2 separate regions of the Homo sapiens genome follow, and region 2 is linked to region 1. A link is a loop called in an ENCODE intact Hi-C map of the cell type or tissue named here. Cell type or tissue: endothelial cell of umbilical vein. All regions are shown on one strand. Each heading gives the region's core, and the rest is flanking DNA. Links, peaks and the distances in the headings are about the cores only.

Evidence for each region. Peaks named below come from ENCODE experiments on the same cell type or tissue, not always from the same donor. Only the 100,000 strongest peaks of a DNase experiment are listed, where the experiment ranks them.
Region 2: a loop joins it to region 1, with 19 times the contacts of the local background. A loop is called at or near these places in 51 of 110 quality-filtered maps.

Annotation. Positions count from the first base shown.
Region 1 is chr7:90,551,194-90,554,123 of GRCh38, forward strand. No RefSeq gene overlaps it. Among named protein-coding and RNA genes, the nearest start is that of CDK14, 44 kb to the right of the region's middle. In endothelial cell of umbilical vein, for the core only: no CTCF peak of the experiment used is centred there; a DNase peak (open chromatin) is centred at 1,528.
Region 2 is chr7:90,628,325-90,631,254 of GRCh38, forward strand. All of the region lies in intron 2 of CDK14 (cyclin dependent kinase 14), which reads left to right. Among named protein-coding and RNA genes, the nearest start is that of CDK14, 33 kb to the left of the region's middle. In endothelial cell of umbilical vein, for the core only: a CTCF peak has its summit at 1,179 (motif pointing left); a DNase peak (open chromatin) is centred at 1,167.

The DNA.
Region 1 (2,930 bases), core at 139-2,638:
TGGCGACTTTGTTTACACTGTGAGCTATTCAGGCCTCAGCAATGGTGGATGCTCCTCCCCCGTCAAGCTGCAGTATCACAGGTTGATCTCAGACTGCTGTGCTAGCAGTGAGCAAGGCTCCATGGGCGTGGGACCTGCTGTGCCAGGCAAGGGAGGGTATTTTCTGGTCTGCTGGTTGCTAAGACCATGTGAAAAGTGCAGTATTTGGTCAGGAGTGTACCGTTTCTCCAGGTACAGTCTGTCATGGATTCTCTTGGCTGGGAAAGGGAAATCCCCCAACCCCTCATGCTTCCTGGGTGAGGTGACACCCTGCCCTGCTTCAGCTCACCCACCATGGGCTGCACCCACTATCCAACCAGTCCCAGTGAGATGAACCAGGTACCTCAGTTGGAAATGCAGAAATCACCCGTCTTCTGTGTCAATCTTGCTGGGAGCTGCAGACTGGAGCTGTTCCTATTTGGCCATCTTGGAAGTGGCCGATAATACCCTAACTTTTAAACTCTTATGGTTAAAATATATTGTTCTCATAACCAAGGTCATTTTATACATGACAACCAATATACCAAAGAAAGTTCAACAAAATAAAACAAAAGATTTTACTATCAAATCTTTACCATTTTACTGTCAGAAGATCAAGAGACTGGTTTGATGAAAAGTATCTATTTTCAACAGGTATTTTCTGTCTATCTTTGACGGAAAGTTAAAAAGGACAGTTCTATATTTCAAATTATTTGGAGCAGTGACAAACATATAGCCAATTCATTAAGGAGTACATTTTATACTTTTATTGAAAAGGTTAATTATATGGTTTTGTGTGATGTGAGAGCTTTTAACACATACTAAGGACAATCATTTGAAACGTATATTTTAGGGGCCAAGCGTGGTGGCCCACACCTGTTAGCCCAGCACTTTGGGAGGCTGAGGCGGGCGGATCACGAGGTCAGGAGATTGAGACCATCCTGGCTAATATGGGGAAACCCCATCTCTACTAAAAATACAAAAAATTAGCCAGGCGTGGTGGCAGGCGCCTGTAGTCCCAGCTACTCGGGAGGCTGAGGCAGGAGAATGGCATGAACCCGGGAGGTGGAACTTGCAGTGAGCCGAGATCACGCCACTGCACTCCAGCCTGGGCAACAGAGCGAGACTCTGTCTCAAAAAAAATAAAAGAAAGAAAAAGAAAAAAGTATATTTTAAGTTTCAGGTGTGTTTGGTTGTTATATTCTGTACTTTATTACTGAGGCTCTCATTAATTAGTTCTGTACTATAATGACATTAACAGAAATAATGTTCATAACTGGTGATTCATTACACTGGATGTACAAACCCTCTTGCATGAATTAATGTTTTTCCCTGTTTTGAATATTAGCCAATGTCCATTCTTATTAAATGAATGTATCTCAAGGCCCTACCAAATAAGTACATGTAAAAAGTAGGAAGAAATGTGATATTAAACAATATACAATACCTTAAACATAATACACATCAGATATAAGGTAGGTAGTTGCAAATTTTAAGAAATTAAAAACCACCAGAGGGCAGCTCAATACAATAGTGATGAAATACTTAAAACAGTATGGTAGGTATAGTATTTTGAAGTAATTATAAGTCAGGTATTATAGATATAGAGGATAGAGAGTGAAAAGCGACACATTTAATAAAATACTTAAAATTTTTATATTTATATTAATACATGTTTTTTAGTTGACCTTCAAATGTAAATACATATTTCAATTATGCTTCTCTCTTTTTTTTTTTTTGTTGGCAGCAGCAAAATTGGCCAGGGGGCAAGCAACCTGGCTAATATTAAATTTTATTTTATTTTATTTTATTTTATTTTAAGTTATTGTAGAAAGAGGGTCTTACTGTGTTGACCAGGCTGGCCTTGAACTCCTGGCCTCAAGCGATCCTCCTGCCTCTGCCTCCCGAAGTGCTAGGATTACAGGCACAAGCCACCATGCTCAGCCACAATATTAAATTTTTAAAAATGTGATCTTTTATGCTCAGGGACTATTACGAATACCTCTATACACACAAACTAGAAAATCTAGAGGAAATGGACACATTCCTGGAGACACATAACCTCCTCAGATTGAATTAGGGAGAAACTGAAACCCTGACCAGACCAATATCAAGTTCCAATACTGAATCAGCAATAAAAACCTATGAACCAAAAAAGCCGCACACCAGATGGATTCACAGCTAAATTTGACTGGTCATATGAAGAAGAGCTGGTACCAATTCTACTGAAACTATTCCCAAAAATTGAGGAGAAGGGACTCCTCCCTGACTCATTCTATGAAGGCACCATCACCCTGAAACCAAAACTTGGAAAAGACATAATAAAGAAAGAAAACTATAGGCCCATATCCCTGATGAACATAGACACAAAATCTTCAACAAAATACTAGCAAACTGAATCCAGTAGCACATCAAAAGTTAATTAATTCACTATGATCAAGTAGGCATACCTGGTATTCAAGGTTGGTTCAACATTCACAAATCAATAAATGTGATTCACCACATAAACAGAACTAAAGACAAAAACCAGGCTGGGCACAGTGGTTCACGCCTGTAATCCCAGCCTTTGGGAGGCAGAGGTGGGCAGATCGCCTGAGCTCAGGAGTTTGAGGCCAGCCTGGGCAATATGGCAAAACTCTATCTGTACCAAAAATTTTTAAAAAGCCAGGCATGATGGTGCATGCCTGTGGTCTCAGCTACTTGGGAGGCTGAGGTGGGAGGATCATTTGAACCTGGAAGGGAGAGGTTGTGGTGAGCCAAGATCATACCATTGCACTTCAGTCTGAGTGCGAGACCCTCTCTCAAAAAAAAAAAAAAAGAAAAGAAAAGAAAAAAACCATATGATCATCTCAATAGACATGGAAAAAGCTTTTGATAAATCCAATATCCCCTCACGATAAAAAAAAAAAAAA
Region 2 (2,930 bases), core at 130-2,629, 77 kb after region 1:
GCAGCTTGCCTGCTTTCTGTTTCATTTTTCACCCTGATTTTTCCAGGACTCCTCAATCACTTCCAAGTGTTAAAGGCCATTACTGATTCTTAAATGTAGATGGCTATGGCTGAATTTCAGCCATTGAGGGTCCATATGATCTATTCTGCCACAGTCCTTCTCAAACTTCAGTGTGGATGTGAATCACCTGGGGATCTTGTTAAGATGAAATTTGGGCCAGGCATAGTGGCTCATGCCTGTAATTCCAGTGATTGGGGAGGCTGATGTAGGAGGATCAGTAGAGGCCAGGAGTTTGAGACCAGCCTAGGCAACATAGTGAGATACCTTGTCTCTAAAAATATATATATATTTAAAAAACAACTTAGACAGGCATGGGGTTGCGTGCCTGTAGTCCCAGTTACTCAGGAGACTCAAGGCGGGAGGATCATTTGAGTCCAGATGTTGCAGGCTGCAGTGAGTTATGATCACACCCACCACTGCACTCCAGCCTTGGCGACAGAGTGAGACCCTGACCCTTAAGAAGAGAGAGAGACAGAGAGAGAGAGAGTGAGACTGATTTGATGCAGTAGGTCTGAGATGAAAGTTTGCATTTTTCACAGACTCTCAGGTAATGTTGATGACTCTGGTCCAGAGACCACGTAGAGATCTAGTATATGATAGCAAAATGCTGCTGTCTTATACCAGCCTGCAGCAAAGACATTAAAAAAAATGTAGTGAGGTTTTCCACCAAGCTAAAAGTACTTTTTTGTTTTATATATATTTTTTTAAATTCAGAGATGATTTCATTACTGCCTCTTGCTACTACGGCAATTACAAATGATAGTTATTATTAATATTTTTAAATGACCTTTCATGGCAAAATTATACAGCTGCCAACCCTACTTATGTCTCCAAGTTAATAAAAGAATTTTAGTAGTTCACAAACTCCTCAAGTCTGATGCCACCCCACCATCTAAATTAGCAGTTTATAGCTTTCCTTCATGGCATTTATAGTATTTTGTATTGACATAATTACTTGGACAGTTGTTTAATGTCACTTTCCCCACTGTGCTCTAAGCTCTTGCTCTGTATTTTTAATCACTTTGTCCCTAGTGTCTCACTAGCACTGGGTCTGGTGTCTGTCTGTCCCTAGTCAATACTTTTAGGATGCCTTTATTCAGTGGGTCTCAGTAGGAGTGGTACTGCCCTCTAATGGAGTGTTTTGGAAATTGATGGGAACTACTGGTTGTCCCAAATAATGAAGTGTGCTACTGGTGTTTGGTGGGCAGGGGTTAAAGGGTGCCAGACATTCTGTAGTGTACAGAACAGCTAACTAAGTGAATGCTTATTTGATGCCTTTTGCAAAATCTTTGAATGTCCATGTTGGAGATTCAATTGATGAAAAACCTATTTGTAATTACCTAAACCAAAAACCTAACTTGGCTGGGTGCGGTGGCTCACACCTGTAATCTCAGTCCTTTGGGAGGCCGAGGTGGGTGGATCACTTGAGGCCGGGAGTTGGAGACCAGCCTGACCAACATGGTGAAACCCCATTTCTATTAAAAATACAAAAATTAGCCAGGCGTGGTGGCGTGCGCCTGTAATCACATCTGCTTGGGAAGCTGAGGCACAAGAATCACTTAAGCCTGGGAGGCAGAGGTTGCAGTGAGCCAAGATAGCGGCCAAGATAGTGCTACTGCACTCCAGCCTGGGCAACAGAACGAGACACTGTCTCAAACAAAACAAAACAAAACAAAACAAAACAAAACAAAACAAAACAAAACACCACACACAAAACCACAAAAAACAAAACAAAAACCCAACTCCATTTAACATTTAAAGACAACTATATTTATGTATGTCCAGTTTTAATACACATACAGTCATGCATCACTAATGATGGGGGCACATTCTGAGAAATGTGTCATGAGGCAGCTTTTTTGTTGTACAGACATCATAGAGTATATTTACACACACCTAGATGGTATAGCCTATTGCACACCTAAGCTATATGGTATAGCCTATTGTTCCTGGGCTGCCTGTATAGTATGTTACTGTAGGTAGTTGTAACACAATGGTAAGTACTTGTGTATCTAAACATAGGAAAGGTATAGTTAAAATATGATAATATAATCTTATGGGACCAGAATTATATATGAAGTTTTTGTTGACTGAAATGTCATTATGCAACACATGACTGTATTCTGAAATTTTCAGAAATGCAGCTGCTGAGTACTTCAAAAGTTGTACTTTGACTTATTAGCAACATTACAAAGTAACGTCTACCATTCTGGCAAATCCCATCCTTAGTAGCAGTGATGTTTGTGGTATTTGAATTATTATGTATATAACTGCACTAATACACGTTTGTAGGAAATATGATGGTTATGTATATGTGTGTGTGTACATACAAATTTAGCCCTTATTCTAAATTATCCAATAAAAATTGTTGAGAATATTCAGGTGAATTTTTTTTACTTTTTTAAAATCCAAATTTACCCATTAAAAGTGGTTGCAAGCATCTCACTACATCATTAAATCATTTGGTGGTGTTATCTCTGAGTATTTACATCTTGGGGTGTGTATGTGTGTGTGTGTGTGTGTGTGTGTGTGTACCTAAATCACACATATGAAAGACAATAAAAGTTAATCTCTTTTATTTTCTTTTTATATTACATTTTGGACTTTATGTTGTTTTTCTTTCTCTGCATGCATACCATCTCTGTATATTACAAACACTTACTATCAAAAGGTGGTGGTACTCTGATAGGATTCAGAACCCCCCTTCTCATGGAAGCAGCATGGAATCAAGGATTTCTGCCTTCTGGTCTTGGTTTATTTCTCTAAGCTGCTCACATAACTTTTCTGAATTTGTTGGGTGATCTACATTATCACTGATAAGGTAAGTCATGATGTGATAAGTCACAGCAGATGTTTCATGAATGACTGGA